Linked DNA regions of Homo sapiens: region 2 is linked to region 1. Evidence: read pairs that join two places in POLR2A ChIA-PET (ENCODE). Cell type or tissue: GM12878. All regions are shown on one strand. Each heading gives the region's core, and the rest is flanking DNA. Links, peaks and the distances in the headings are about the cores only.

Evidence for each region. ChIA-PET counts read pairs that join two places held together with the same protein. Peaks named below come from ENCODE experiments on the same cell type or tissue, not always from the same donor. Only the 100,000 strongest peaks of a DNase experiment are listed, where the experiment ranks them.
Region 2: POLR2A ChIA-PET joins it to region 1 with 7 read pairs; 7 of 35 experiments call an interaction of 5 or more read pairs at or near these places.

What each region holds. Positions count from the first base shown.
Region 1 is chr16:22,234,655-22,250,978 of GRCh38, forward strand. It overlaps EEF2K (eukaryotic elongation factor 2 kinase), which reads left to right. Exons shown (of 18, transcript NM_013302.5): 3 at 9,976-10,076; 4 at 14,101-14,161; 5 at 16,000-16,037. Among named protein-coding and RNA genes, the nearest start is that of EEF2K, 37 kb to the left of the region's middle. In GM12878, for the core only: no CTCF peak of the experiment used is centred there; a DNase peak (open chromatin) is centred at 6,507; H3K27ac peaks cover 337 bases.
Region 2 is chr16:22,365,496-22,381,819 of GRCh38, forward strand. It overlaps CDR2 (cerebellar degeneration related protein 2), which reads right to left and starts at 9,124. Exons shown (of 5, transcript NM_001802.2): 1 at 8,736-9,124. The coding sequence starts at 8,814. It overlaps CDR2-DT (CDR2 divergent transcript), which reads left to right and starts at 9,392. Exons shown (of 3, transcript NR_148970.1): 1 at 9,392-9,728; 2 at 9,832-10,065; 3 at 12,646-12,685. RefSeq lists a silencer at 8,657-8,886 and enhancers at 9,427-9,506, 9,847-9,896. In GM12878, for the core only: no CTCF peak of the experiment used is centred there; no DNase peak of the experiment used is centred there.

The sequences.
Region 1 (16,324 bases), core at 5,084-7,583:
CCATCACCACAACCACTTTTAGAACATTTTACCCAAAAACTAAATTCTATACCCCTTAGCCATCACGCTCTAATATACACATCCCACCCAGCCCCAGGCAAACACCAGTCCACTTTCTGCCTCTCTGGACTTGCCTTTTCTGGACGTTTTACATAAATAGAATCATACAACATGTGGCCTTTTATGTCTGGCTTCTTTTGCTAAGCATAATGTTTTTTGTTGCTTTTTTTTTTTTTTTTTTTTTTAGGGGCGGTTTCACTCTGTTGCCCCTGCTGGAGTGCAGTGGTGCCATCTCTGCTCACTGCAACCTCTGCCTCCCAGGTTCAAGTGATTCTCTTGCCTCAGCCTCCTGAGTAGCTGGGATTACAGGCAACATGGTGAAACCCCATCTCTACTAAAAATACAAAAAATTAGCCGGGCATGGGGGCGCACACCTGTAGTCCCAGTTACTGGGGAGGCTGAGGCGCAAGAATTGTTTAAACCTGGGAGGCAGAGATTGCAGTGAGCTGAGATTGTACAACTGCACTCCAGCCTGGGAGACAGAGCAAGACTGTGTCTCAAAAAAAAAAAAGTGCAGATATTTTGCTATTAAGATCTTAGTGTATAGTTCAGACTTTACTGTATTTCACTTTAAATATACACAAATATGGACATTTTGTTGCTACTGTAGAATCATGCTATATATGTCTTCAGTAACCAGTTTTTTTCGGCAAGCAAGAAATCATCATGTCTTTTCAGATCAGTAAATATGGATGTAGTGTCTTGATGGCTCTGTCAGCCCATTGTATGGCTACACCACAGTTTCTTTAAGCATTGCCTCTTGTGGGATACTTAGGCAGTTTCCACGTTTGTTTGTTTTTGAGATGGAGTTTCGCTCTTGTTGCCCAGGCTGGAGTGCAATGGCACGATCTCAGCTCACTGGAACCTCTGCCTCTCGGGTTCAAGTGATTCTCCAGCTTCAGCCTCCCAAGTAGCTGGGATTACAGGCATGCACCACCACGCCTGACTAATTTTGCATTTTTTAGTGGAGATGGGGTTTCTCCATGTTGGTCAGGCTGGTCTCGAACTCCTGACGTCAGGTGATCTGCCTGCCTCAGCCTCCCAAAGTGTTGAGACTACAGGCGTGAGCCACCGCGTCTGGCCAGTTTGTTTGTTTTTTAAGAGATAGGGTCTCATGCTGTTGCCCAGGCTGGAGTGCAGTGGCACAATCATGGGTCACTGTAGCCTCGACCTCCTGAGCTCAAGTGATCCTCCCACCCCAGCTCCCCAGGTAGTTGGGACTAAAGGCATGCGCCATCACGCCTGGCTAATTTTTGTATTTTTTTTTTTGTAGAAATGGGGTCTTGCTATGCTGCCCAGGCTGCTCTGGAACTCCAAGTGTCAAGTGATCCTCCTGCCTTGGCCTCCCAAATTGCTGGGATCACAGGCATGACCACTGTGCCTGGTTTCCAGTTTTTTGCTGCTGTATTCCATGCTGGGTTCCACTGATAATTGTACCAAACCTCTAAGTGCATGTGGCATAGATTGTGGCCTCTACACACCACTGTTGGTCTCTTTCCATTCCAGAGCCTCACTGTGTTCCCCCACTTCTTCCCGCTTCTTTTATTTGAGCCCTTGAGTTTGGTTAAGCCCATTACTGCTCTGCAGGAGGGGAGAGTAGTTGGGCTGTCTCTGAGTTGTATTTCTTTTTTTTTTTTTTTGCCTCGACTTCCCAGGTTCAGGTGATCCTTCCACCTCAGCCTCCTGAGTAGCTATTACTACAGGCGCATGGCACCATGCCTGGCTAATTTTTTGTATTTGTAGTAGAGGCAGGGTTTCGCAATGTTGCCTAGACTTCTGAGCTGTATTTCATAAAGTCTGCAGAAGTGATGATGGGGAAAAAAATGATTTTATAACATGAAGTGACTGTAACAGGTGATAAAGGCTTGGGTGAGTCACTGGATGTGTCCTCAAGTAACCAGGGGCCTTGATTACTGTGATAATGGCAATAATAACAGTAATATAAAATTGGCAACAACAGTGATAACATCCCACGTGCCAAAACATTTGCAAACACATTGCCGGCACTCCACCCTCACTCCTGGCATACTCGATGAAGTAAATTATTATTACTATAGTAATCATTATTATTATTTCCATCTCCCTTTCCTGGTATATAATTATTATGATTTCACTATTATTTATTTTTATTTTGTACTCTCAGACTTTGAAGAACCACAGCCTTTCTATTCTGTAGCCAGAATTATGTTTTCCTTTTTTTATGAAATATCCACAGACCTCTTTTTTTTTTTTTTTTTTTTTTTTTTTTGAGACAGAGTCTTGCTCTGTCACCCAGGCTGTAGTGCAGTGGTGCAATCTCAGCTCATTGCAACCTCCACCTCCTGGGTTCAAGCGATTCTCATGCCTCAGCCTCCTGAGTAGCTGGGAGCACAGGCACACGTCACCACGCCCAGCTAATTTTTATATTTTTTGTAGAGAGGGGGTTTCACCATGTTCACCAGACTGGTCTCAAACTCCTGGCCTCAAGTGCTCCACCTATGTCGGCCTCCCAAAGTGCTAGGATTACAGGCATGAGCCACCACACCCGGCCCATAGCCCTCTGTTCTATGTAAGATTAATTAACCTACTCAACAACTGAGTTCCGGAATCCTTAGAAATAGAGGATATTAGAGCTGGCACGGCCTTAAGAATCATCTAACCTGGCCAGGCGCAGTGGCTTATGTCTGTAATCCCAGCACTTTGGGAGGCCAAGACAGGTGGATCACTTGAGTCCGGGAGTTTGAGACCAGCCTGGGCAACATGGTGAAACTCTGTCTCTACAAAAATACAAAAAATTAGCCAGGCGTGGTGGCGTGTGCCCATAGGCCCAGCTACCCGGGAGGTTGAGGTGGAGGTTGAGGTTTCAGTGAGCCATGATTCCATTACTGCACTGCAGGCTGCGCAACAGAGTGAAACCCTGTCTCAAAAAAAAAAAGAAAAGAAGAAAACTCGTCTAACCCAGTAATTTTTGTTTCTTAACTTTGATTTACACAGGCATTACCTAAATACATTCTCATTGTAAAAAGAATGCAAACAACATAGATAAACTGAGGTCTCTTTGAGCAACTTCTTATCCCTTTCTATTCCCAGAGATAAGAATTATATTAGTTTCATATAAATTACTTTTCAGACCTCTTTTTGTGCATTTGCATATAAGTATACATTTGTGTGTATGTCTACAGACACACACATCCTTAGAAAATCCATGGTATTGATTTGTGGGTTTCCGCCACCAGTAAGTGGTATCATAGTGTTTGTATTGTTCTGTAACTTGCTTTTTTCCCCCCTAAACAATAGGTCTTAGAAATTGCCCATGCTGGGTGCGGTGGCTCACGCCTGTAATCTCAGCACTTTGGGAGGCCAAGGTGAGTGGATCACCTGAGGCCAGGAGTTCAAGACCAGCCTGACCAATATGGTGAAACCTGATCTCTACTAAAAATACAAAAATTAGCCGGGTGTGGTGGCACTCACCTGTAATCCCAGATACTCAGGCAGCTGAGACAAAATTGCTTGAACCCAGGAGACGGAGGTTGCAGTGAGCAGAGATGGCGCCACTGCACTCCAGCCTGGACGACAGAGTGAGACCACGTCCCCCACTCCCTGCCCGGGGGGAATACAAAGATCACCCGTGCTAGCATCTTATTTTGAGTATACCAAGTGTATGTGATCATCCCCCTACAGATGGGCAGTTTGTACTGCCTGATCATTATGGCATTATAAGTGCTGACCTTGAGGCTAGAGTTCAAGACCACCCTGGACAACATAGAGAGACTGTCATCTCTACACACACACAATTTTTTAAATTAGCTGGGCATGATGGTGAGCACCCATAGTCCCAGCTACCTGGGAGGCTGAGTTGAGAAGATTCGTTGAGCCCAGGAGTTGGAGGCTTCAGTGAGCTATGATCCCACCACTGCACTTCAGCCTAGGCAACAAAGTAATAAATACCTGGTCTCAAAAAAAAAGAAAAAAGGAAAAAAAAAAAAAAAAAAAGCACTGATCATCCTTGGACCAGCTTACCTGGACACACCTGGGTAGGTGATAGGAATGGCTGGGTCAGAAGTCGGTGCAGAAGAAGGTTCATAGCCACTGCCAGGTGGCTCTCAAAGATGGCAGTACCTGCTTCCATTCCCCACCTGATGGTAACATTACTGGTGATTTGTAGCTCCAGCAGGAGTCACCCATAATAAGCACTGCCACCCCAGTGAGCCACTGTTTTTGGTGGGAGTGTGTCTACCCTGGGTGCAGGGGCCACAAAAAAGTGGACCACCAGCAGCCAAAACCTTCTTCATCCTTGTTTGTAAACAAGGAAATGGAGGTTCCCACAGCCAGTCAGTAAGCTGGAACCAGAGTCAGGGACATGAATGTTAGTACAGTACTTTTTATACTGTGCTTATTAAAAAAAAAAAAGTCAGTTGCATTAATCCCACCTGTTGCCAATAAGGTCTGGCATGACTCTGTTCTGGGTTTGGAAAAAAGGTAATTTTTATTCTATGAAATACCACACCCTCTAATTCTGCAGTACTTTCCTCCCTGTTTTGTGGTTGGTGCCACGGCATCCAGCCAGGAGGTAATTTCTGTTGCTAATCTTCACTGAATGGGGACGGTCCCTGTTAGTGGCTTACGGAGTGGCGGAGTCGTTTGAGAGAGGCACTGTCAGAGAATTGTGTGTCGTAGACAGAGAACAGGGCACCTGTACAGACATGCTTGGAAGGGTGGCCTGCTGAATTCTCAACCCTGCAGGCTCTCCTGACAGGTGGAGGTCGAAGGCTGTCCCTGCCATTTGTAGCAGCCGGAATATGAGCTGAGACTGGTGCTTTAAGTTACGGGGATTGGGCTGGGCGTGGTGGCTCATGCCTGTAATCCCAGTGCTTTGGAAGGACAAGGCAGGAGGATCACTTGAGCCCAGAAGTTTGAGAACAGCCTGGGCAACATACCGAGATCCTGTCTGTACAGAAATTTAAAAAATTAGCCAGGCATGATGGCAAGCGCCTGTCATCCCAGCTATTCGGGAAGCTGAAGCAGGAGGATCACTTGAACCCAGGAGTTTGAGGCTGCGGTGAGCTGTGATCATGCCACTGCATTCCAGCCTGAGTGACAGAGCAAGACCCTGTCTCTTTAAGAGAAAAAGTACAGGGGCCAGGCTCATGCCTGTAATCCCAGCACTTTGGGAGGCCGAGGCAGGCGGATCACAAGGTCAAGAGATCGAGACCATCCTGGCCAACATGGTGAAACCCTGTCTCTACTAAAAATACAATAATTAGCTGGGCGTGGTGGCGCAAGCCTGTAGTCCCAGCTGCTCAGGAGGCTGAGGCAGGAGAATCGCTTGAACCCAGGAGGCAGAGGTTGCAGTGAGCCGAGATCATGCCACTTCACTCCAGCCTGGTGACAGAGCCAGACTCCATCTCAAAAAAAAAAAAAAAAAAAAGGTACAGGGACCGAAATTCAGAAAAATGTTTTAGACATACACATGTCTGCTGTGGGGTTATTTACAACAGGGAGCAATCAGTGACAAGCTTGAAGTCTAACAGTGGAGAGCAACAGGTGAATAATCAAGTCAATAACAAAAAAGTTATACAGTAGATTATTATGCAACTATTAAAGCAGGATGCAAATAACTTATAAATTTTATAGTTATCTGATGTACTGTCTGTGCCAAAAGAATTTTAGTGATTTGTTTACTGCTTCTTGGAGTATAACTTGGGATAAATTTTTTGGCAGAGAACTCAGTCATTTCTAGATTTTAAATGTGATCCAGCAGTTACATTTCCCAAAAAATATGTACTACTGAGATCTTGCACAAGCGCCCAAGATTTGGATAGGAAGATGTTCACTTCAGCACTGTTTGTACTAGGAAATGTTGGAGGGAACCCAAACATTATTCAATTGGAGGTTAGGCAAATACCTTAAGGTACATTTATATAATTATATATCTGGTAGTTCTGGAAATGAAAGGAGGTTACCCCAGCCAGTCTGCACATATGACATGGAAAGATGTCCAAGATCTTACATTAAGAAAAGTCAGATGCACAACAGAACATGTGGTGTGGTCCAATTGCTCTTTCTTTTTATTTTGTTTTATTTTTATTTTTTTGAGATGGAGTCTCACTGTGTCGCCCAGGCTGGAGTGTAGTTGTGCTCTCTTGCCTCACTGCAACCTCCGCCTCCTGGGTTCAAGCGATTCTCCTGCCTCAGCCTCCCAAGTAGCTGGGATTACAGGCTCGTGCCACCATGCCCGGCTAATTTTTGTATTTTTAGTAGTGACAGGGTTTTACCATGTTGGCCAGGCTGGTATCAAACTCCTGACCTTGTGATCTGCCTGCCTCAGCCTCCCAAAGTGCTGGGATTACAGGTGTGAGCCACCGCGCCCGGCCTAAACTGCTCTTAAATATGTGTTTATGTTCACAGAGGCATAGGAAAAAATTTTGCAGAATGTCTACATCAACTGTCAGCTGTGGTTTTCAGAGGAAGTGGATTAGGGAGGACTTCCGCTTTCTAATTCAGAGTTCTATAGTGCTTGCAGTTTTTATGTGATGTGGATCATACTTTGGAATCAGAAAAAAAAATTGAGATCACTAAATAAAGCACAAAATCCCATTGACCCACTCTTCTGTAAGGAGGTGAATTATATTTTATGGTATGATACCAATCTTATTAAAAAATGCATGTAGGCCGGGCAAGGTGGCCACGCCTGTAATCCCAGCACTTTGGGAGGCCAAGGCGGGTGGATCACCTGAGGTCAGGAGTTCGAGACTAGCCTGGCCAACATGGTGAAACCCCGTCTCTACTAAAAATACAAAAATTAGCCAGGCATGTTGGCTCACGCCTGTAATCCCAGCTACTCAGGAGGCTGAGGCAGGAAAATTGCTTGAACCCAGGAGGTTGCAGTGAGCTGAGATCACCCCACTGCACTTTAGCCTGGGTGACAGAGGGAGACTGTCTCAAAAAAAAAAAAAAAAAAAAAAAAAACATATAGAAGATCTGGAAAAGAATTAGTCTACGGCATTGCTCCAGTGGATGGTATATGGTGGATTTGACTTTTGTCTTCTGTATTCTCCAACTTTTAAATTAAGTCTAAATTAGCTACCAAAATAGAAGAAAAGAATTACAGGCTTTATTTTTTGAACTCTGCAGAGGTAAAAAAGCCCCAGCAGGCTAGGTGCAGCAGCTCATCTCTGTAATCCTAGTTCCTTGGGAGGTTGAGGCAGGAGGATCACTTGAGGCCAGGAGTTCGAGACCAGCCTGGGCAACAAACGTAGTGCAACCCGGTCTCTGCAAAATAAAAATAAAAATAAAAAAATTAGCTGGGCATGGTGACACACAAGTGTAGTCCCAGCTACTCAGGAGGCTGAGGCAGGAAGATCGCTTGAGCCCAGGAGTTTTGAGGTTGCAGAGAGCTATGATCACACTACCACCACGTAGCCTGGACAACAGAGAGAGACCTTATTCCTATTTAAAAAACAAAACAAAAACCCAAAAACAAAAGAAAGCCCTAGAGAGAGTGAGAGGCCTGGGCTCTGTGTGTGTGTATTGGAAGGCCCAGCTCCACTGCCTGAGCTGCTTCTATTTTGAGCAGGACCCAGTGCTGGGGATGAGGTGAAGCCCTGTTTGGGCTGAGTCCTTGGGAAGCTGGACTCTTTTTTTTGGGTACAGAGTCTTGCTCTGTCACCCAGGCTGGAGTGCAGTGGCCTGATCTCCATTCACTGCAACCTCCACCTCCTGGTTCAAGCGATTTTCCTGCCTCAGCCTCCCGAGTATCTGGGATTACACGTATGCACCCAGCTTTTTTTTTTTTTAAAGTAGAGACGGGGTTTCACCACGTTGGCCAGGCTGGTCTCGAGCTCCTGACCTTGGATGATCCATCTGCCTCGGCCTCCCAAAGTGCTGGGATTACAGGCGTGAGCCACCATGCCTGGCTACTCTCAATAGGTTTTGATAGATTTGGGAGTTCTTTTGGGCCATCATAATGATGGGGTGGTGGGCACTGCTGGCATAGAGTTAGGGAAGGCCGGGAATGCCAGCAACCCTGAAACAGGGCTGTTCTGCACGATGAATTTTCCTGCATCCCACAAGATCTTGGAACAGCTCATGGGAATCGTTTCATAATTATCTGAGGCCAGAGTTAAATGCTATGTTATGTGTAAAGGCGGCGTATCCTTTGGGAGGCTGAGGTGGGAGGATCGCTTGAAGTTCAAGACCAGCCTGGGCAATATGGTGAGACCCTGTCCCTACAGAAAATTAAAAAATTAACCAGGTATGGTGGCTCAGCCTGGGGTCCTAGCTACTCAGGAGGCTGAGGCGAGAGGATCACCTGAGCCGTGATCATGCCACTGCACTCCGGCCTGGGGACAGGGTGAGACCCCGTCTCTTGAAAAAAAAATAAAAAATAAAAAAGGCAACATATCTTTGGCATGGTTCTAGCTCTGAGCTTAGAAATTTATGTTATCTATGAATTTCACATAGGGCAGTAAAATGGGGTGTTATATAATATTTATTATAAAAAGAGGTCATTGGGTCTGGTAAGGTCAAGAATCTCCACCAGAGATGCAGCCTATTTTTTTTTTTTTTTTTTTTCTGAGACAGGGTCTCCCTCTGTCACTCAGGCTGGAGTGCAATGGCACAATCTCGGCTCACTACAACCTCTGCCTCCTGGGTTCAAGCGATTCTCCTCTCTCAGCCTCCCAAGTAGCTGGGATTACAAGCGTGTGCCACCATGCCCAGCTAATTTTTGTATTTTTAGTAGAGACAGGGTTTCACCGTGTTGGCCACACTGGTCTCAAACTCTTGACCTCAGGTAAACCACCTGCCTCGGCCTCCCAAAATGCTGGGATTACAGGCACGAGCCACTGCACCCAGCCCAGCCTAGAAAAGTTTTATACCCCCGATGGTGTGTGAGGGTACCCGTTCCCTGATATCCGGGCCAGCACTCGCTAAAATGTTTCATCTCATTAAAATAATTGCCAGCCTGCTGTAATCCCAGCACTTTGGGAGGCCGAGGCTGGTGGATCACTTGAGGTCAGGAGTTTGACACCAGCCTGGCCAACATGACGAAACCCCGTCTCTACCAAAAAGTACAAAAATTAGCCAGGTATAGTGGTGTGCACCTGTAGGTCCAGCTACTCCCAAGGCTGAGGTGGGAGGATCGCTTGAATCCAGGAGGCAGAGGTTGCAGTGAGCCGAGATTGCACCACTGCACTCCAGCCTCGGCGACAAAGTAAGACCCTGTCTCAAAAAAAAAAAAAAAAAAAAAGAGGCCGGGCACAGTGGCTCACGCCTGTAATGTCAGCACTTTGGGAGGCCAAGGCGGGTGGATCACTTGAGGTCAGGAGTTCGAGACCAGCCAGGCCAATGTGGTGAAACCTTGTTTCTACCAAAAAATGCAAAAAGTAGCAGTGCGTGGTGGCGGGCGCCTATAATCTCAGCTACTTGGGAGGCTGAGGCATGAGAATTGCTTGAACCCGGGAGGTGGAGGTTGCAGCGAGCCAAGATCACATCACTGCACTCCAGCCTGGGTGACAGAGTGAGACTCTGTTTCTATATATATATATACGTTATATTCTGTTTCTATATATGTATTGTGTGTGTGTGTGTGTGTGTGTGTGTGTGTGTGTGTGTGTATATCCTATATAATATATATATAATGAAATGTTAGCCAACCTGAATGGGGGAATGGTATCCTATTTTCATTCTCAACTCTTTGATCCAAGCGTTGTGTAGTTAAGATGTGCCATTTCTGCCCACAGGGAGGCTGTGCCTGTGAGTGCAGATAGGTTCTTTTGGGGACTGTGTTCCTGAAAGGCTACTAGACAGGAGTCTCTCTCTGTCCTGATACTGTCTGCCTCTCCAGAGGAAATAACAGGGCAGGAGGAGTCCACGCTGTCCCCAAAGCCCCTGACCTGGGCCTGATGTTCCTACCTTCTCCTTTGCCTTCCACAGGAAGCCTGGAAGCACGCAATCCAGAAGGCCAAGCACATGCCCGACCCCTGGGCTGAGTTCCACCTGGAAGATATTGCCACCGAACGTGCTACTCGACACAGGTCAGCAGCTTGTGTGGGGTCTCGAGGAGTCCTGGGGGCTATACGTCCAGCTTCTGTTCCCAATCAGTGAGGCCTAAGTACTCTTGGGGGTCAGGGGAAGGGAGTAATCATAACAGCAGCTAATATTGGCATGCTAATGCGTGCTTAAGGCCCGGTGCATTACCTCACTGAATCCTTCTCGTGGTTCTCACAAGGTACCTATTAGACAGGCTAGACTGAGCTAGTTTTTTTAAATTGTTGCAGATCTCTGGCCGGGTGAGGTGGCTCTCACCTGTAATCCCAGCACTTTGGGAGGCTGAGGTGGGCAGATCACTTGAGGTCAGGAGTTCAAGACCAGCCTGGCCGACATGGTGAAACCCCATCTCTACTAAAAATACAAAAATTAGCCATAGCCAAGCGTGGTGGCTGGCACCTGTAATCCCAGCTACTCAGGAGGCTGAGGCAGGAGAATCGCTTGAACTCAGGAAGTGGAGGTTGCAGTGAGCTGATATAGCACTGCTGCACTCCAACCTGGGCGTCAGAGTAACACTCCATGTCAAAAATAAAATAAAATAAAATTGTTGCAAATCTCTGAAACATTTTCCAATATATTGATTGAAGAAAGTCCATTTATAAGTAGACCCACGCACTTCAAACCCATGTCATTCAAGCATCAACTATACTTGCCCTGGGCCGGTGCAAACTGTGCAGCTCTGGAGAGCTTTCCTCCCTCTGAGCCTAGGGGAGGTTAACCTGCCAGGCCTCTGCTTGTTTTTCCCGGTGGAGGCATCAGGCTCTGGGAAACCTGTTCTCACCGAGGGTGGGGTGTTCTGGAGTCTGCCCCGGCTGAGAGGTGCGCTAAGGGAAACCTCCAACTAGAGTTAAGAACACCTCAGCCCGGAGGGAGGTTTCAAACTTTAGGGATCCATTGAGCTGAGGAGATTTCCACCAGGCAAACTTGTGTGAGGCCTGGCCAGGCCCAGGGGCTGATTTACTCTGGGAAAGGAGAGATGGAAATGTTCCCTGAACCCTCTCCAAGCTCTCTCTGCCTTAGGTATGCACCTATCTGTGACAAAAACAAACTTAATTTAACCTACTGTACCCTTACAACACAGAATGCTTCTGTGAGCTCAAAATGTGTGGCGGTTTCTCCCCACCCACAAGCAAGTAATCAGCTCTGCAGTGGACACCAGCAGATGTGCGTCTAATTCTGTTCCTCTAATTGAAGGAATTAGAGGAGTTTTGAGTTGGGTATCCTATGATTCAATTCAATTCTGACACCATCTACCTGGAGATAGCATCAGATCCCACAGGTTGGAGGCTCAGTCCTACAAGACCGTCCCCGACTTTCACTGCTGATCGCAAGCCCGAAGTGGTTTCACCTGTGCTTCTGACCAGCTATAAATCAGGGTTCCCATGAACCCCTCCTTGGGTTTGATTAACTTGCTGGAGCAGCTCACGGAACTCAGGGAAACACTTACTCATATTTACTGGTTTATTATAAAGGATGTTACAAAGGGTACAGAAGAAGACTGGGCATGGTGGCTCATGCCTGTAATCCCAGCACTTTGGGAGGCCGAGGTGAGTGGATCACTTGAGGTCAGGAGTTCGAGACCAGCCTGACCAACATGGTGAAACCCCATCTCTTCTAAAAATTTAGCCGGGTGTGGTGGTAGGCGCCTGTAATCCCAGCTACTCAGGAGGCTGAGGCAGGAGACTTGCTTGAACCCTGGGAGACAGAGGTTGCAGTGAGCTGAGATCGTGCCACTACACTCCAGCCTGGGTGACAGAGTGAGACTCAGTCTTAAAAAAAAAAAAAAAAAAAAAAAAAGACGTCACTTTGGAGATTCCAAGGACTTTCAGAGTTGCATGCCAGGAAATGGAATCTAAAACAAAATATATATTTACCATCACACAACCTGGTACTGGGGCTCAGAAAATGATACCCCAAAGTGAAGGCTTCAGAAATAGCCCCTCTCTGATCATCTCCTGCCCTCCTGTCTCTCACCCCTTGTTGTCTCCTTAAGCAAGCCATTGAAACTAGAATTGGCCGGGTGCGATGGCTCACGCCTGTAATCCCAACACTTTGGGAGGCTGAGGCAGGCGGATCATGAGATCAGGAGTTTGAGACCAGCCTGGCCAATGTGATGAAACCCCATCTCTACTAAAAATACAAAAATTAGTTGGGCACGGTGGCATGCGCCTGTAATCCCAGCTACTCAGGAGGCTAAGGCAGGAGAATCGCTTGAACCCAGGAGACAGAGGTTGCAGTGAGCTGAGTTCGCCCCACTGCACTCCAGCCTGGGTGACAGAGCGAGACTCCATCTCAAAAAAAAAAAAAAAAAAAAAAAAAAAAAAGAAACTAGAATTGCCCTTGCCCACTACCAGTCATAGAAACTAGAACCCCTTTTTCCCAAAGCCAGCCATAAAGCTTAAAAATATTACTCTAGGCCAGGCGCAGTGGCTAACGCCTGTAATCCCAGCACTTTGGGAGGCTGAAGCAGGTGGATCACTTGAGGCCAGGAGTTCAAGATCAGCCTGGCCAACATGGTGAAACTCCATCTCTACAAAAATACAAAAAAAAAAATTAGCTGGGTATGGTGGCAGGCACACCTGTAATCCCAGCTACTCGGAAGGCTGGAGCAGGAGAACTGCTTGAACCCAAGAAGCGGAGGTTGTAGTGAGCCAAGATTGCTCCACTGCACTCCAGCCTGGGTGATGGGGAGATTCTGTGTCAAAAAAAAAAAAAAATTCTCTAACCTTACATGAATTTTCTGTGCAATAGCTGGCCATAAATAAATTATGGAATGAGACCCTCATTCCAAAGGGGTCCTACTCCATACACAAGAGAAGGAAATGCTATAACAGAGTGGCCAAGAAGAATCGCAACAGGCCTTGCTGGCCAACTCAGTCTGTTACCATTAGCTCATCTCCTTTTTGCCCAATCACATTGCTTCACGCCATCCCTGCTTCACTGAACCTCAGCATAAAATCGGATTGGTTCTTCTGTATCTTTGAGTCTTCATTCTGAAGGCTTCCGTGTCACATAAAACTGGTTGTCCATGACCCTTATGATGGGGAGGAAAGAGATCACTCCTTTCTACCCGTACACCGGCAGCCCTTCTCCTGTCTAGACTCAGAGACGGGACCCTTACCCTCCACTGTGTGCGGCTGTTACTTCTCGGGAGATGTGCCCAGCTGCCTGGCAAGATCGAGGGCACCACCACCACCTCCCCTCCCTGGGCCATGCCGTTTGTTACGGAGACCAGTTATGATCAGCATATTATTTATTCAGTCATTCATCCACCTTGTATATTTATTTTATGTATGTATTTATTTTTATTTTTATTTTTATTTTTATTTTTTATCTTTTGAGACAGAGTCTCGCTCTGTCACCCAGGCTGGAGTGCAATGGTGCAATCTCGGCTCACTGTGACCTCCGCCTCCCGGGTTCAAGCGATTCTCCTGCCTCAGCCTCCTGAGTAGCTGGGATTACAGGCATGCACCACCATGCTCGGCTAATTTTTGTATTTTTAGTGCAGGCAGAGTTTCACCTTGTTGGTCAGGCTGATCTCGAACTCCTGACCTCATGATCCGCCTGCCCCAGCCTCCCAAAGTGCTGGGATTACGGGCGTGAACCACCAAGTCCGGCCATGTATATTTATTAAGCATCCACACACACTGGGTCCTGGTGACTAAGACAGACATGGGTCTGCTTTTGTGGGGTTACAGTCCAGTGGGAGCCCCAGATGCAGAACAAGCCAGTAAACAGCACAGCAGTGAGTGCTGGGGATATGGAAATGGGGGACATGGTAGAGAGGGAACAGTGGGTTTGAGGAAAGGATTGAGACCAGTGTGTTGGGACGTGGGAGGGAGGGACAGTGTCTCCAACCCAACCCAGGAGGTTGGCTGGGCTATGGGCCAAGGTGGAGAGTGGGTTGGTTCTGAGGTCAGTGGGGAGCCCAGAAGGGTCTTTGACCTTTAGCCAGTGAGAAACAGGACCACGTGATGGACGCTGTGCCCCATGGTGGATGGGTCTCTGCAGGTACAACGCCGTCACCGGGGAATGGCTGGATGATGAAGTTCTGATCAAGATGGCATCTCAGGTGAGCAGAGCGTTGAGCCCCGTGGGGACAGGGCTGAGCAAAGACTTTCTGCAGCTAACTTTGGTCTGTGCACCCTTCTCTCCCACTCCCACTTTATTTAATTTTTGTAACTTCGGGGGATTCTTTGTTATTGTTTATTTATTGGTTGTAGCCAGCATTTTTTTTTTTTTTTTTTTGAGACAGGGTCTCACTCTATTGCCCAGGAGCACAGTGGCACAGTCACAGCTCACTGCAGCCTTGACCTCCTGGTCTCAAGCCATCCTCTCACCTTAGCCTCCCAAGTAGCCAGGACCACAAGTACACACCACCACTCCTGGCTAATTTTTTTATTTTTTATAGAGACATGGGTTCCACTATGTTGCCCAGGCTGGTCTCAAACTCCTGGGCTCAAATGATCCTCCTGCCTTGGCCGCCCAGAGTGCTGGGATTATAGGCGTAAGCCACCACACCCGTCTCTACTAAAAATACAAAAAAGGCTTTTGAAGAAAAAAAAAAAAAGATAAAAGACTAGAAAATAGAGTATTCCCTGCATATTGAAGTTAGGATTGCTTTATGAAACTTTGTTTTAGTGTAATATACAATATACACAGAAAAGTGTACAGCTTGCTGAGTTGTCACAAAATGAGCACACTGCCTTAACATCGGCCCGTATCAACAAACAGAAGGCAACCAGCCTGGCCAAGCCCCTCTCAGTCACTCCTCCCATACCCACAGGGTAAGCACCCCTCTGAATTCTATCACCCTAGATTACTTTTGCCTATTTTTTTGCTTCATATAAGTGGGGGCATACAACAGGTATTCTTTTTTAGAGACAGGGTCTTGCTCTGCTGCCCAGGCTGGGGTGTAGGGGTACATGATCTTGCCTTACTGCAGCCCTGAACTCCTGGGCTCAAGCAATTATCCCACCTCAGCCTCCCGAGTAGCTCAGACTACAGGGGTGCACCGTCACACCCAGTCAATTTTTAAAAATTTTTTTTTTTTTGGAGATAGAGTTTTGCTCTTGTTGCCCAGGCTGGAGTGCAATGGTGCGATCTTGGCTCATCGCAACCTCTGCCTCCTGGGTTCAAGCAATTCTCCTGCCTCAGCCTCCCAAGTAGCTAGGATTACAGGCATGCACCATCACGCCCAGCCAATTTTTCTATTTTTAGTAGAGACAGGGTTTCTCCATATTTGTCAGGCTGGTCTCGAACTCCCGACCTCAGGTGATCCACCCACCTCAGCCTCCTAAAGTGCTGGGATTACAGGCATGAACCACTGTGCCCAGCCTTAAAATATTTGTAGAGGGAGGTCTTGCTATGTTGCCCAGGCTGGTCTTGAACTCCTGGCCTCAAGTGATCCTCTTGCCTCAGCCTCCCAAAATTCTGGGATTACAGACATAAGCCGCTGCTCCTGGTGCTGCAGGTGTTCTTTTGGTCAACATTTTGCATTGGTTTTCATCGCTGCATGGTATTTCATTGAAGGAATACACCTGGTTGATTTTTCCAGTATATTGTTGCTGGACACGTAGGTTATCTCCACTTTTTTTCTCTTACAGTCAGGGCTGGGAAAACGTCCTCTGAGATGCACTGTCCCTCCCCCATCATCCTGCCCCCGTGGATTCTTCCCCTCAGCTGGGGTGGAGGAATGGGGGTTCCTTGTCATCCTGGCAGCCTCTGGGTTGGAAGGCCTCTATGGCTTTGGTGCTGAGACATAGAAGGGAGATCCCCAGGGATTTCAGGATTGAGATGAGGCCCAGGGCACCCATTTGATAGGTGGCATGTAAGGGGAGCACCTCCTGTCTTAGGGTCCCTTTTGGGTGGGGCATGGGGACTGATAACACTCTGTGTGGTGTCTTTCAGCCCTTCGGCCGAGGAGCAATGAGGGAGTGCTTCCGGACGTAAGTGACTCAGCCTGGCTCTTGGGGCCCTGCCCAGAGTCCCCCCAGGCTCCTAAGAGCTGAGGCATTGGGACATTTTCAGCCAAGGAATGGAGCCAGGGGCCTCTGCCTTCTTGTAGCCCAGGTTCCTGTCCATCTAGTCTCCCTCGGGCCACACATTGGGCCTGGCTGTGACGATGGGCTCAGGAAGAACAGGGAACACCCCACTTACCTCTGCCCTGGTGTTGGGAGGTCAAGGGAAATGGGATAGGAGACCTTTAACAGTGACCTTTAATCCCCCTGTCCCA
Region 2 (16,324 bases), core at 385-2,884, 130 kb after region 1:
AGAAAAGGAAAAATACATCAGCATTAAGAACACTGCCCCAGGTCACTCTACTTCTCTTCGTGTCCTTCTGTAAGATGAGCAACTAGAAAAGCAAAACAGAAATGTGGTTTTTGAGGTAATTACATGTCAGTAGCTCATACTTCCATTTAGCACAGAACCATATTTTATTTTAAACCTCATTTTTCAACTCTCTCTATTCTTAGGTATAATGCCCATAAAACAGGATTTGTTTATATTATACTCAACTCCCAGAAATGAAAATTTAGTTAACAATATAAGAAAGGACACTAGTTGTAACATACGTCATTGAAATACTTCTTTGCATAGTAAATCTTATGGAGCAGTCCTTTGATACAGTGGGAAATGCACTGCACTCTGGGCAGGTAAGTCTCAGGCCCAGTTCTATCATTTACCAGAACACTTTCAATATGGTGACTTTAAGGCCCCTATAGTTAGTATTCTTGTTTAGAGAGATGACTGTCTTATCAATATAAGATTGTGAAAATCAAATGAAATAATACATAAAGGAGTACTTTACAAACTAAGTTGCAATACGCACGCAAAGTACTATTAATAGTCATTGATTCACAAATGAATGTTTTTGTTGCCAGGCACTATGCTAAGCATTAGCTATAGAACAGTGAATAAAATGAAGTCCTGCTTTGCTGACATTCCCAGATTAGTGGAGGAAGCCAGACAAATGAGTAACTAAACTCACATACTGTGATAAACAGTATTCATGCATGCATGCATATACTCAATAATATCAGACACTATTCTAGGCACTGGGATGGTGCCCAGGAGCCATAAGGAACTCACATTAAAAAAATATCCCTGCCCTCATGGAGCTTATATTCTACTGGGAGAAACAGCACAATAAAACTTGATAGCGATAAATGCTAAAGAGAAAAAAATAAAGCAAGGAAGAAGTACAGGAGGAGTGTGGATGTGGGAGGCTGAAATTTAAGAACATGTGACCAGGGCCACATTAGAATCAATGTGTGAAGGAACAGAATAAGTGACCCATGTGTATCCATCAGGGAAACAGCACTCCAGGCAGAGGCAAGGCAAGTGCAAAGCACCTGGGAGGAAGCATGACTGAGTCATTAAGGAGGCTGAGGAGGGTGGAGCAGAATGTATTGGGCAGGGAGGGGAGGGGGAAGACTCAAATCAGAGGGGCTCCAAGATGGCCAGTTTGCGGAGGGCCTAACTAAAGAGGTCAAGAGTTTGGCCTTTACTCCAAATGAAGGAATCCAATGGAGGTTTAACAGGATCACTCCGGCTGCTGTTATACAGGGTGAATGGGACAAAGGTGGGAGCAGAGTGACAGAAAGATACTGCAATCGTCTGGGTGAGAGATGATGGTGGCTTGGACCAGGGTGGCAGAGATGAAGATGGGAGAGGAGGGGCAGAATTCTGACATGTTTTGAAAGTAAAGCTAAAGGATTTGTTGACCAATTCAATATAAAGTCTAAAAGATAAAGCGGGGGAGAAAAACCTGGATTTGGTGATAATGAACAAAGGGCTTTCTTTTTCTGTCTCTTTATTAGGCACGGTCTCGCTCTGTTGCCATGCTGGAGTGCAGTGGTGCACTCATGGCTGACTGTAGCCTTGGATTCCTGGGCTCAAGTGATCTTCCTGCCTCAGCCTGCCAAACAGCTGGGACTACAGGCATGCACTACCAAACCCAGCTTACTTACTTACTGATTTATTGTAGAGACAGGGTCTTACAATGCTGCCCAGGATGATCTCAAACTTCTGGCCTCAACACATCCTCCCACATCAGCCTCCCAAAATGTTGGGATTACAGGCATGAGCCACTGTGCCCAGCCTAGGGCCCAATTTAGAAAGGGAGGTCATAAGGAAGGTCTGACAAGACCTTTTAGCTGAAGCTTGAAGGATGAAGAACTTGCCATGAATTTGGCATATTCTACAACCTGACAAGCAGCCAGTATGATAGAAGCATGAGGGATCAGATCATATAGGATTTTATAGCCCATGGTAGGTAAAGTTTAAATTTTATTCTAGGTATGATGGAAAGTAGCCTCAGTTATTGTCATAAAAGTATTATGAAAAAAATTTATCATAAAAACAAGGAAACTCACTACATAATGATTTTTAAACTTAATTTTTAGAGGTTGACAAATAAGGCTTAATGGCTATCCACCACTACTCATAGTAAAACTTAGCATTGAGTAAATGGTAACAACAGCATTAGTTGTTGTAATGTCCACTCAAGTGCATAATTAGTATTCTACTTGGTTAGTTTTCACTCTGGAAAAAGCAGCAAAACCTACCACACCCAACTCCAGATCATTTAAAAACATTTTACACCCATTTAAAATAAAACAGTATACTGTTGGTAGATAGGTGCTAAAATACATTCTCTTGTGATTTCAAAACTAACAATGTCTATTAGTCATTACATTCATTAAGACTTTAGAGGCCAGGTGCAGTGGGTCATGCCTATAATCCCAGCATTTTGGGAGGGTGAACCAGATGGACTGCTTGAGCTCAGAAGTTCGAGACCAGCCAGGGCAACATGGTGAAATTACATCTCTACCAAAAATACAGTGAGGCCCTGTCTCAAAAATAAAAAAATAAAAAATAAAGACTTCCATTAAATCTATGAAATAACTTGTATTTACAAAACACAGAACTTTTACAAATAGCTCAAAGCATTTAAGAGACATTAGTCTTTTTCTTGTCATTATTTATTTATTTTTTTTGAGATGGAGTCTCTCACTCTTGTCACCCAGGCTGGAGGGCAGTGGTGCGATCTCGGCTCACTGCAACCTCTGCCTCCTGGATTCAAGTGATTCTCCTGCCTCAGCCTCCTGAGTAGCTGGGATTACAGGCACCCACCACCACACCTGGCTAATTTTTGTATTGTTAGTAGAGATGGGGTTTCACTATGCTGGCCAGGCTGGTCTCGAAATCCTGACCTCAAGTGATCCGCCCACCGCGGCCTCCCCAAGTGCTGGGGATTATAGGCATGAGCCACTGCCCCCAGCCTACTTTTTGTTTTCTAGAGACATTAGTCTTTATATCTTTAAAGGTATTTAGTCCAGTTTCTCAGATGAGACAGCCTGAAGCACAAAACTGTTAATTGACCTAATCAAGCTCCAAGGTGAGTCACAGATCAAACAGAAACTCTTAGGTCAACAGGTTCTCACTCTCACTCTCATCACGATTCTTTGTTATCTTCATCTGCAGAGTTTTAAGGCAATTGAAAGAGAGGTCCGCAGGCTTCTTTAAGGTAGAGAATACAAATGTTCCCCTTGTTGAGGTACTTAATTTCTTCTACTTGTTTTCACAGATTGCAATGAGAAATTAGAGTTCAACTATTTGGGTTTTTATTGCCTGCTCTGCTAGTGAAAGCACATACAACCCCAGGCAAGTTAATACCCTGTTTTCACCAAATGAAAAAGGAACTATGTATGGCTCAACATGTTCCAGAAAAAATGATTTTGTACTCACAGAGTGTGTAATGTGTATACATAGACCCATATGGAAGCTACCACACTGTATTAAAGACAAAGTATAAAAACATTACCTAGGTATTACTTAAGTCTTTCCTTCTTAAATGTGTGAAGTGGTAATTCCTCACTGGGAAGGCTCAGATTCACCAAAGATGCTCTTAACCAGCAATCAAAGCCTGAGCCAAGGACCGGGTGTGGTGGCTCACACCTGTAATCTCAGCACTTTGGGACGCCAAGGCAGGAGGACTGTTTGAGGCCAAGAGTTCGAGACCAGCATGGGCAACATAGCAAGACCTTGTCTCTTAGCAGGAAAAAAAAAAAAAAGAAAAAAAACAAAACCCAACTGGGCTGAAACCTCTCCCAGAATCCAGACTGTCTTGAGACTATCACCACTTTCATTCAGTTATGGAACTACCTGTGCTACTTAAGAGTAGCCAGGAACCTCTTCCCTGCTCCTGCAGAAAGAGATACCAAGGACAGCACTCTTTAGTAGATAGCAAACAAAAAAGAATTTGAGACTTGTCCTTATCTCAAACCTTATTTCCAGTAAAACAAAGCACCAGCCTGGCTCAGAAACCTGAAGTCTCGATCTCCTAAATATTTATAGGCTGTTAAGGATAGAATTTTAACAAGTCCCAACTACAAGAAAGCTCCTGTGAAGTCACACTGTATAACAGGATATTACTTCATCTGTTAGCTTAAAGACACCGGACTTTGTCTTTAAAAAAAGTTCATTTCCTGTTGAGTAGCAGCTGGCTTCCATAACCAAAAGAGGCCAAAAGCTGGCAGTAAGCCCAAGAAAGTTTTCTAAATAATTAGTGGAGGGAATAGAATATTGAATGTCCCTTATAGTTTTAATTAAGGCACAAAAGAAAAGGAAATAATATAGTTTCGAAGCCTTATACACCTGTTCATCTCTACAGGATTACAAAATGAATTTTCATTAAGAGGGTCTTCTCTAAATCCTATTGAACTGGCCTGGTTTAGGCAACTACTAAAAATACTGTAGATTTATTGCAGGCTTGAGAATTTCAACATATCAATACCTTCATATGTTGAATATTCTTTCACTAATGAGTCTTTGCAGGTAATAATATATTTTTAATGGTGTAAACTGTTAGCTTTAAACAGATACTCAGCTCTATGCTTTAGGCAAAAAATTAGTACTGGCAGCTGTAGTCTGTAGGAGTAATTCACTAACAGTAAGGCTGAAAGTTTTTCCTATTACAAAGTCAAATGCGTCATTTAGTGATGCTTCTGTTTAACTCCTGTTGCCAATGTTACTATAATTGGGAAAGCAGAAAACCTGAATATAAATATCAAGAAAAATGATGTTGTCAGTTTTAATAACCCTCCAAACAGTGATTCAGCAAAATAGTTGTACACAAGGAGGATGTACTCATCCTGCAATTTTAGGATTCCTTTAAACTAAGAGTTCATTTACTGATCCACATAACAGAAACCTGAATCCTTATTCTAAGTTTGCACAGCTCACCAAATGACAATAGCAGCTGGTTTAAAAGAAAATCCAGTCTCTGAAGTCTTTCCACCTTGTTCTCAGGGGCATGTTTCAAAGCAAGCACCATCATTACCTGCACTGAAGGCTCCTGCTGTCCCAGAAAAGATCTTACCCACAGAGATTATTGTCAGTATTCCTACTGAGCCAACTCAGCTCTCTGACAAAAGACAGTCTCTTCATCAAAGAGTTTTGTAACAGCAAAGGGTTTTCTCCTCCTGCCTACACAAAAGCTTTACATGTTTCTAACAAGGTATGAATAGTAGACCAGAGTTTACTGAGGTTAGAAATTTCCAGCAATTTCAATTTAAAAACGGATACCCTAGGAAACTTTGATACAAAGATTCAATCTATTCAGAGCATGGCTTACTACTGCTAAAGGAAAACATTCTATAGTTGTAAGATACTGAGAACAGGATCATTAAAAGTTGTTTTCCAGCCAGGTGCGGTGGTTCACGCCTGTAATCCCAGCACTTTGGGAGGCCGAGGCGGGTAAATCACGAGGTCAGGAGATTGAGACCATCCTGGCTAACATGGGGAAACCCCGTCTCTACTAAAAATACAAAAATTAGCTGGGTGTGGTGGCACGTGTCTGTAATCCCAGCTACTTGGGAGGCTGAGGCAGGAAAATGGCTTGAACGCGGGAGGCGGAGATTGCAGTGAGCCAAGAGCGTGCCACTGCACTCCAGCCTGGGGACAGAGCGAGACTCCACCTCAAAAAAAAAAAAAAAGTTTTAAGCAGTTCTCTCCAAATAAGCCTTGCTCAGTAATAATAATGAGGATGTTAAAAAACGGACAGATGCCTGCACATAAAATCCCACTAGACTTGCTGAATAATCTGTTTAACAGGACAGACCTGCTCCCAAACTTAATTCAGCAGCAAGTGTCTACTGAGGGCCTACAATGTACGAGGCGCTGTAGTGGGCACATCCCATGAGGCGGCACCTCCAGGCTTCTCTAGTGAACAGATTCCTGGAACATTCACTCTATGGGAGTAGGAATCCTACCTATCCACTCATGTGGGGAGGTGCTGTGGCCCCAGGGCCCAGGCGAATACCTGGCAAAGAGCAGATAATACATTTTTGAGAAATGAACAAGTTTTAAAATCTGTTAAAAGTTTAGGAGTTAACATATAACTTAGCAAAACTGGGGAAAGGATACCCTTTTATTCACACTGTAGCCTTTATTCTTTGACAGGCCATATTCACAAGTTACAATTGTTGGAATTTCACATCTTCTACTCGTACTCCATATAGTTGGTTATGACACAGAGGGTTAAGTCAAAGTCCACTGTGATAACGTAACAGCCCTTTGAAAAACACAGAAATGCAACTGGCAGTAAAGAGGTTCAGATATGTGTGTGTGTGTGTGTGTGTGTGTGTGTGTGTGTGTTTTGAGAGGGAGTTTCGTTCTTGTCATCCAGGCTGGAGTGCAATAGCACGATCTCAGCTCACTGCAACTCCGCCTCCCAGTTTCAAGCAATTCTCCTGCCTCAGCCTCCCGAGTAGCTGGGATTACAGGGGCCTGCCACCACACCCACCTAATTTTGTATTTTTAGTGGAGATGGAGTTTCACCATGTTGGCCAGGCTGGTCTCGAATTCCTGGCCTCAGGTTATATGCCCGCCTCGGCCTCCCAAAGTGCTAGGATTACAGGCATGAGTCACTGCGCCCAGCCCAGACCTGTGTTTTTAAGGTTAAACTTGAAGAGCTGATGACTTTATTTTGATCAGAGGTTAAAGAGAATTCCTCGTGTAACCCTGACACGTTGCACTTGCTGCTCGGTAGATTGAAGTGTTACAGCTGTTGTTCCTAACAACCTCCCACAGCGGGAGAATGCAGCGTGGACTAAGGCACCTGATGGAAGAGAGCCATGAAAACAATTCTGTGCGAGTGCTTCAGTGCAGTTCAACAAATATTAAAATCGAGCTTCCAGTATGTGCCAAGTATTATGCTAGATGCTGGAAACACAAGAAAAAAGAACCTGCCCCCTCTATGCCCTTAAAGATTAATGCTTCTTAAATACAGGAAAGAGAAATATTTAGTTGTGATGATACAAATTAAATTATAGGGAAGTACTGCAGTGGTACAGTGGTTGCCTCACAAATCCTGGAGAAACTATCAAACTAGGCCATCAATCCTTACGGGGAAATCTGAAAACAGGTTTGTTAATATGTATAATAAATTTGTCTCTTGGACATAAAGAAGATGGTGCCAAACACTGCACTGCAACCACTAAGTAGCTTGGACTCTGTAAGTGTAATAAAGGTGAATTACTTTGGTTAAAGTGATTGCATGTTAATTTAAGAAATTATCTTCCTCCAAAAGAGGTGCTCATTTTATTTTCCTTTTCTGAGTTATTCAGGTCTACATTCTTTTCTTCTGCCATGTTCAGTGGTTAGCATGAACAAGCAACATGATCATTTAATATTCAACTAAATGAGATGTTAATTTTCATTGCAAGATTAGAGCTGAGAGCATTTACACAGAATTGCAGAAACTGAAGATGCCTGGAAAAATTCCTGAGGATTGTTCAGTACTCAGTATAGCGGTTAAGAACGTTTGCTCTGGAGTCTTAAGGAGAACCCTAGCACTCCCCAACATTACTACCTCTATTGTGTTACTGGGAGAATTAAATGAGCAACTGTGTTATGGGCCTATCAGTGTTAGGCACATAAAAAGTGTTCCCCAACTGCTAGCTCCTGCTATTAGTATAAGAAAAACAGGGGCCCCACTGGCCCCAAAGAGTGGGCTACTCTACGATTGTTCTCTGGAGACACCATCGGCAGGCCTGTTTCTAAGTGAAAGCTGGCGTGCAAACTGAAGAAAAGTGGCAGAGATAGATGCGCTCTTTCTTCTGTCGTTTCAATTGGCATCTGGTGAACTATGCCTAACAGCTTAACGCCCAACTGAAAAAAACTGTAAACTAGGATGGTAAGGAAGAGATGGGGTTTGAGCAGTGACTACAACTCTTCTTCTGAGTGTGTGGGTTCAAAAAACACTCCCTCCCACACTTAGCTTTAGGCAAGCCACTTTACCGTTTTAATCTCCGCTTTCCTCATATGGAAAATGGGATAACAAAAGTGTGTAATTGGATTGTTTGTACCTCAATGGATAAATGCTGGGATGGACGCCCCGTTCTCCATCACGTGCTTATTTCACACTGCGTGCCTGTATCCAAACATCTCATGTACCCCACAAATATATACACCTACCATGTACCCTCAAACATTAATTTTTAAAAAGTTACTGTCTCCTGGAGTTACGGTGCGGAGCGCACAGCTCCCGCTACGCCGCAAAACAACTACCACCTGCAGCAGCCGGCCCTCCACGCTGGCCATGAAAGGCGCTGGGCTAGACAGCCTGCGACGGGGCGGCTTCTCGGGCTATGCCACTTACTGCGGGACACACTGGCTCACCCGGGTCTGCCTCGGAGGAATGCAGTGAGGATTAAACTAGCTAATCCACGGAAAGCGCTTAAAACGGTGCCTGGCTCGTCCCTGGCCCCCACGCGCCTCGGGGCTGATATTCAACTGCGCATTAGCAAGGCCGTGGGCCCCGTGCCGAGGCTTCCTGCGGGCGGGATCCGCGGGCACGGCCGGCCCAGCCGCCAGGTGAGCCTGAGCCCTTCCCGGCACCTGCATCCTCCGCCGCCACAAAAAGCAACTTTTTAACAGTTTCGCAGCGGGGGCCTCCCGGGCCAGGCCGCCGCCCGCCCGCGGGGCGCCCCCGCCCTCACCTTGCTGGAGGTCCTGGTGGTCGTACCACGGCTCGTCCTCCTTCATCTCAAACTCCTCTACCAGGTTTTCCGCCAGCATCTCGGCTGGGTCTTCTAGGGGCAGCGGCCCCCGCCGCCGTCCCGCCTCAGCCGCTGCCCCGGGCTCTTCCCCGGCCCCTCCGCCCTCAGCCAGAGCCGCCCTCGGGCGGGACGCGCCGCCGCCCAGACTCCGCTGCGCCGCCTCAGCCCCGTTCCCGCCGGCGGCCGCCGACCGGCCGGCTGCCTCGACTCGCCTCGCGCCTACCGACGGCCCCAACGGCCGGGCATTACGGTGCGAACGCCTGGAGCCGGAGTCTCACGCAGCCGCCAGTCTTCACGCCGCCGCCGGGCCCAACGTGGCACTTTGGCAGAACCCTCCCCGGCCGGGGATGCGATTCAAACCCCCGGCGGCGCCTCAACCAATCGCGAGCGGGCTGCTGGCCGAGCGGCAGGGACTTCGTCCAATCGCCTCTCTCCAAAGACCGGCGGCTCGCCCGGTATCGAGGGCAAGCAGCCAATGGTGGGTCCGGAATAAACAAAGAAGGCGGGGAAAGAGTGAAGGGGTGCGGCCGAAAGCCCGTCCCCTGATCTGCGCTGTGAGGCTCCTAGGAGGGCGTTCTGGGTTTCGGGCTGGGGAGCTGGCAGAGGCGCGTCTTACCCCTGTGGTGGGTGTCCCGAGGCCGGCGCGTCTGTGGACAGGCAACGCAGGCCGGAGGGCCTAGGACTCCGGCCTCTGAGAGGCGGGCGGTTGTCCAGGGGAGTCCTTCGTGCCGGCGGGAAGCGCAAGGGTGCCGGAAGCCTGAGGTCCGCCGCCCGGCCACCCCTTCTCGCATCTTGACTCTGAGATTTGCTCCGGGTCCGGCGGGGAGACTCGAGGTCGATCGGGAGTTTGGGTTGAGAAAACGCCCACTGAGCGGTAGCTCTTGTCTCCTTGACATCTGAGCCCTGGGAATTAAACTCACGCTACATAAAACGGTGGGCACCAGACCCCCTTGAGAATCTGGGGCGGTGAGGGATGCCCGAAGCTGTCCACTTGGAGGGCGAAAATTGTAAGCAGTGTTGCAACGATTTTTAAAAGGTACCCCTAGACCACAAGTTAAGCATCTGGGGACGTGACATTGCACCTGGAGGGGACAGGCTGCAGCTCCAGCACTTAGTAGCCAGCGAGGCAGAGCACGCTGTCCTCCACCGACATAACCCAGCAAATACTGCTCCTAGGTAAAGCTTTAAGCACCATCTTGCAGACAAAGCACGGAAACTCTTAAGCAGGATGACAGACCTGAAGGTCAATGTTCTCAACCTTGACGTAAAGGTAAAGGTGCAGCTGATGGAAGACAACAGGGCCAATATCTAACTAACTTTGAGCAACGAAACAAAAAAAAATCGAGGTTTAAGTATACAATTGAAAGATTATCTCTAGAACATGAGGTAATAAACTGTTAGAAATTCAGAGAGAGGGAAGAGGTGGAGAGGAGTGTTAAATCCTGATCTATTTTAGAAGTGAGTCGACAGATAATACCTTACATTGATAATCCAATGAATAGTTTCCACAAATATGGAGAGAGCTGCCAGAACTAAAAATGGGAAGCAATTAAGAGTTTTCCGAGGCTGGACACGGTGGCTCACGCCTGTAATCCCAGCATTTTGGGAGGCCGAGGCGGGCGGATCACCTGAGGTCGAGAGTTCGAGGCCAGCCTGACCAACATGGAGAAACCCCATCTCTACTAAAAATACAAAATTAGCTGGGCGTGGTGGCGCATGCCTGTAATCCCAACTACTTGGAAGGCTGAGGCAGGAGAATTGCTTGAAACCCGGGAGGTGGAAGTTGCAGTGAGCCGAGATTGCGCCATTGCACTCCAGCCTGGGCAAAAACTGCGTCTCAAAAACCAAACAAAAAAAAAAAGTTTTCCTAAGAGGAGGAGTGATTTGAGGCTGGGGACTTTGGCTTTTTGTTATAAACCCTTCTGTGATCTTGCTTTTTTAGTTACTTGCACATTAAAAATAAGGGAAATTGTAGGGAAGGAATTATAGACTCAAGCTACTTTTTTTGTCTTTCTGTATAAAAAAAGACTTGGGTAATTTGGAAGGGGGGAAAAACTCATCCTGAATAATTCTTGTGGGTAATAAAATTCAGGGTGTCTCTCTGCCTCCCATCTTTGCTCAAACCAGCATAACCTAACCTCACGCTGATGCTGTATCAAACAGCACTTGACTCCAGGGTTACCTTACACATAGGCTGTAGGCTACTCTGGAGAAGTCTTGCCAAGGACAAGACCTCCCACTGTGGAGTTGTTACCTGAAGTTTTACCCTTCAGTCCTTAAAGGAGACTGCTGAATAGAGTGGAAAGCACAAGGGACCTAGAGTGAGAAAACCTAGAGTTCTCGCCATACTCAGTACCAGCAGAGAAGCCTTTTAGCAAACAGTTTACAGGAAAGATGATTGTTTGCCTTGCTCACAGAGCTATCTGAATCAGAGAGACCCTGAAAGCAAGTATTTTGTGCTCATTTTAAATGTAAGGCTGTGTTCTTGTGACCTATACTGTAGAAGTGCAGGTACCCTTGAGGACCAATTATGAGCATCACAATAAATAATCATAGTAATGGATTATAACCCATTGAATAAAAAGGAAAGAATCCATGAGTCCATACTGACATAAATAAATGGGAGAGAAAAGAAAACTTTCTTACAGTAGGATGCCAAGCAAAAAATGTAGAAGGAATAACACTGTTAGAAAGTAATAATAATAATAAAAGAGGAATGGTAAACTCACAAATCCCTTTCTTCAAAAAGGCAAAATGTTACTGGCACACCTGTAGTCCCAGCTACTTGGGGGGCTGAGGTGAGAGAATTGCTTGAGTCCAGGAGTTTGAGGTTACGATGAGCTATGATAGGTGACAGCAGAGCAAGACCCTGTCTCAAAAAAAAAAAAAAAAAAAAAAAAAAAAAAGGCTGTGTACAGTGGCTCATGCCGTAATCCCAGCTCTTTGGGAGGCTGAGGCAGGCAGATCACCTGAGGTTGGGAGTTCAAGACCAGCCTGGCCAATAAGGTGGCCCATCTCTACTAAAAATACAAAAATTAGCCGGGAGTGGTGGTGCAAGCCTGTAATCCCAGCTACATGGGAGGCCAAGACACAAGAATCCTTTGAACCTTGGAGGCAGAGGTTGCAGTGATCCGAGACCGTGACACTGTACTCCAGCCTGGGCAATAGAGTGAGACTCTGTCTCAAAAAAAAAAAAAAAAAAAGAAAGAAAGAAAAGAAAGTGAGGTCCTGTAAAGCCTCTTCTACTGCCCTAGTTGTCCATCGAGATATTCAGAGTTGAAATAAGATCACTTCAAACAAACTATCTTAATCACTAAAGATAGAACCCTTTGGAAAGATAGCAAGTTGGATTTAGGAATAATTGGCAATGGTGATTTGTGGAAGCTAAAGGGCTAGAATCATGCAGGGGCATTTTTTTTTTTTTTTTTTTTGAGAGAGTCTCACGCTTGTCACCCAGGCTGGAGTGCGATGGCGTGATCTTGGCTCACTGCAACCTCCGCCTCCTGGGTTCAAGTGATTCTCCTGCCTCAGCCTCCCAAGTAGCTGGGATTAAAGGCGCCCACCACCACGCCTGGCTAATTTTTGAATTTTTAATAGAGATGGGGTTTCAGCATGTTGGCCAGGCTGGACTTGAACTCCTGACCTCAGGCAATCCACCAGCCTCAGCCTCCCAAAGTGCTAGGATTACAGGTGTGAGCCACCGTGCACGGCCCCCTTCACGATTCTTATCACTGATTCGCAAGGTTCAAAGTGCCCGCTGTTTGCTCCATCGAAAACAGAAGCTCATTTTGACTTCAAATGCATATTGAAATGTTCTTTAACAATTCTCCATTTTTTTTTTCTTTTTCAGAGTCTCACCATGTGGCCCAGGCTGGAGTGCAGTGACACCATCTCTGCTCACTGTCACCTCCACCTCCCTGGTTCAAGTGATTCTCGTGCCTCAGCCTCCTGAGTAGCTGGAATTACAGGCATGTGCCACCATATTCGGCTAGTTTTTGTGTTTCAAGTAGAGTCAGGGTTTAGCCATGTTGGCCAGGCTGATCTCAAACTCCTGGCCTCAAGTGATCCGCCTGCCTCAGCCTCCCAAAGTGCTAGGATTACAGGTGTGAGCCACCGCGCCCAGTCAACAATTCTCCTTTAAAAAAGAAAAGAAAAGAAAAGAAAGATATGGAGAATTAAAGTTTTTGAGGGTCAGGCGTGGTGGCTCACGCCTGTAATCTCAGCACTTTGGGAGGCCTAGGTGGGCAGATCACGAGGTCAGGAGTTTGAGACCAGCCTGGCCAACATGGTGAAACCACGTCTCTACTAAAAATACAAAAATTAGCTGGGCATGGTGGCGCATGCCTGGAATCCCAGCTACTTGGGAGGCCAAGGCAGGAGAATCACTTGAACCCGGGAGGCAGAGGTTGCAGTGAGCCGAGATCATGCCACCGCACTCCAGCCTGGGCAACAGAGTGAGACTTCCTCTCAAAAAAAATAAATAAGTGAATAAATAAAGTTATTGATAGTTTAAAAAAGCAAAAAAACCCACAAACTTTATGTCTTTTGGTGTGTTATTGGGTTGTTTTTAAGGACACTATTTAAGGAAACTTCTTTTCCCCTGGAAAATCTTGAACAAAAATTGCATTGAAAAACTGGTGTCAGTTTTCTGTGCTAAATTTGGTGAAGTTTCCATTGTTCTTTTAGAGTCTACTCAGTCATGGTTTAGAAGCAATCATAAGTAACCTCTTCAGTGACGTTAATATTATTTGGTTTAGTAGGTTAGTAAATAACCACCCAAGTTGATTCCAAAAGGAGAATTTATGGTGTTCATAATAATTCACCATTATTTAATGAACTTGCCCAGCCTAACTAACCATGGCACCATTTTGCTACTATTTAATTCTTTTTGTTTGTTTGTTTCTTCGTTTATTTTTGAGACAAGATGTCACTCTGTCACCCAGGCTGGAGTACAGTGGCGCTATCACAGCTCACTGAAGCTTCAACCTCCCAGGGCTCAGGTGATCCTCCTACCTCAGCCTCCCTAGTAGCTGGGACTACAGGCATGTGCGACCACATCTGGCTAATTTTTGTATTCTCTGTTGAGACAGGTTTTCACCATGTTGCCCAGGTTGGTCTTGAACTCCTGGGCTCAAACAATCTGCCTGTCTTGGCCTCCCAAAATGCTGGGATTGCAGGCCTGAGTCACCATGCCTGGCCAACTTTATAAGTTTTCTTTATAAAATATGTTGTGATAAATAAGATCAGATTCAGAAATCCTTTGTCTTCGGTTGTAAAGATAAAATGCTCTTGTTCTCTTTTGTTTTATTGCTATAGTAAAGTCATGTAAGGAGAGTTTTTAGGTAGCAATGGGGGCTTTAAAAAAATTGTAAGTGGTGATTTTCAGTTTGATACTTACAGAAATAAGTATTTACTATGATAACAGTAATCTATTTTTAAGGAAAATTTGTATTATTTTAATTATTTTTATGTACAGAAAACTTAACAGTGTACATTTAACCCAGTTTAGTGGCAAGTTCTTTAGCCTTTGCCCTTTCGAGCTTGGCGATACGAGCCACAGACTTAGGACCCAGGACGTTGCCGCCCCAGTGACGGTGGATCTCATAGTATCTGCCATTGTAATTGGGATGACAGTAATCTAAAGGAAAATATTAATGGCTCCTTTTGCAGAAGGAAATAAAGATTTCTACTTCACGCAATATGTAAAAACAAAGAGAAGTTCAGAATGTAGACTTTTTTAAATTTTTAATGTTTTAAATTTTTTTTTTTTTTTTTGAAACAGTGTCTCTGTTGCCCAGGCTAGAGCGCAGTGGCATGATCTTGGCTCATTGCAACCTCCACCTCTCAGTTTCAAGCATTCTCCTGCCTCAGCCTCCTGAGTAGCTGGGATTACCGGCACCTGCCACCACACCCGGCTAATTTTTGTATTTTTAGTAGAGATGGGGTTCCACCATGTTGGCCAGGCTGGTCTCAAACTCTTGACCTCAAGTGATCTGCCCACCTCGGCCTCCCAAAGTGCTGGGATTACAGGCGTGAGCCACTGTGCCTGGCCACGAAGTTCAGACCGTAGAGTTTTTCATAATGCAATTGAAACCTTATATTCTTATGTTTCGGACAGGCTGGGTACTTAACTTAAATCTTTGAAAAAAAAATTGAATTCAACTCTCAGAAAGCTTATGGCCTTTTGCAGAATTATAAGTTTACAAATACCTGCCATGCAACTTAGTGATAGATCAGATTAGAAAGGTGCAGCATGCTTCTTGTTTTAGCACGCCTGAAATAAAACTAAAAGAAACAAGAGTCCCTAGGTTTTGGTAGGCTAAATTTGTGTCTTGGCTTTTGATTCTACTGTCTCCCTTGTTTTTGACTCTTTTAGTAACCAAGCAACCTCTAGCCTCAGTCTTCATTCTCAGGGATGAACTCCTTAGAGTGAAGTCTTCACTGGTAGTTCCCAGCATTTTGAAATCTGAGAATTGCTTTTAAAGTAAAAAATGTTGGCTGGCCTCCACACAATAGTAGTTTTGAAGTGTTTGGGAACTGCATCATGATGAAAACAATCAGATTTGTATTTTTAATCATTATAGCAGAAGCTACAAACATTTTAAGAATACAAGTACACATGTGGACAAAACATTCTTTATTCTATAGACAATGCTTGGTATGCATATGGGTTTGATAACCCATTTTTGATAATTCTAGGACCCTGCCACTCATAGAATTAGAGTCTTCTTTTTTTTTTTTTTTTAATTTGAGACAGGGTCTTGTTCTGTTGCCCAGGCTAAAGCGCAGTGGCGAGATCATAGCTCATTGCAGCCTCAAACTCCTGGGCTCAACCAATCCACCCGCCTCAGCCTCCTGAATAGCTAGGACTACTGATCTGCACCACCACACGTAGCTGAATTATAATCATTCTTGGGTCTACTTGGTGCAAAGTGAAGTGTAGAGACCTTAAATAATTTGGTCATTTGAGCCAAATGCCAACTTCCTCCTTCTGACTTGCCCTCTTTTTCCCTAAGAAATTTGGCAGTGTAGACCGAACTGTCTGCTTAATTCTGTTCCTGGATCTACAAAGTTAAAGCGAGGCCCAAGGATTACTCAAGCAAGTAACATCCTTTGAGTTATCTGAATCTGTGTCTGTTTTCTGACTGAATAAGATGCAGAGACCTGGCTAAATATTCAAGTAAGCCAAGAATAGAACAGAAAGATCATGGTATTCTCTTTAAACTATAGTCAAGATTGAAAGGAAGATGAATCTATGCCTTCCTCTTGCTTGGTTAGCCTTTTCCTGTTTTCTACTTATAAAAATCAAAGGGTAAGACAGACAATAGGCTAGATTTAAGATAGGCCCATACAAGGATCTCAGCAAGGATCAGAATGTGTTATTTCTGTACCCATTGTAGTGATGTCCTTGCTGTCAAAGCTACAGAAGATCAAGAATAAGTCTTCAAATGCAAGTCTGTACTACTGAATGAACAACTTTAAACTAAGATGAGGGACTTATTTTCTTTTTGACTTGAGCAAAAGGCTGT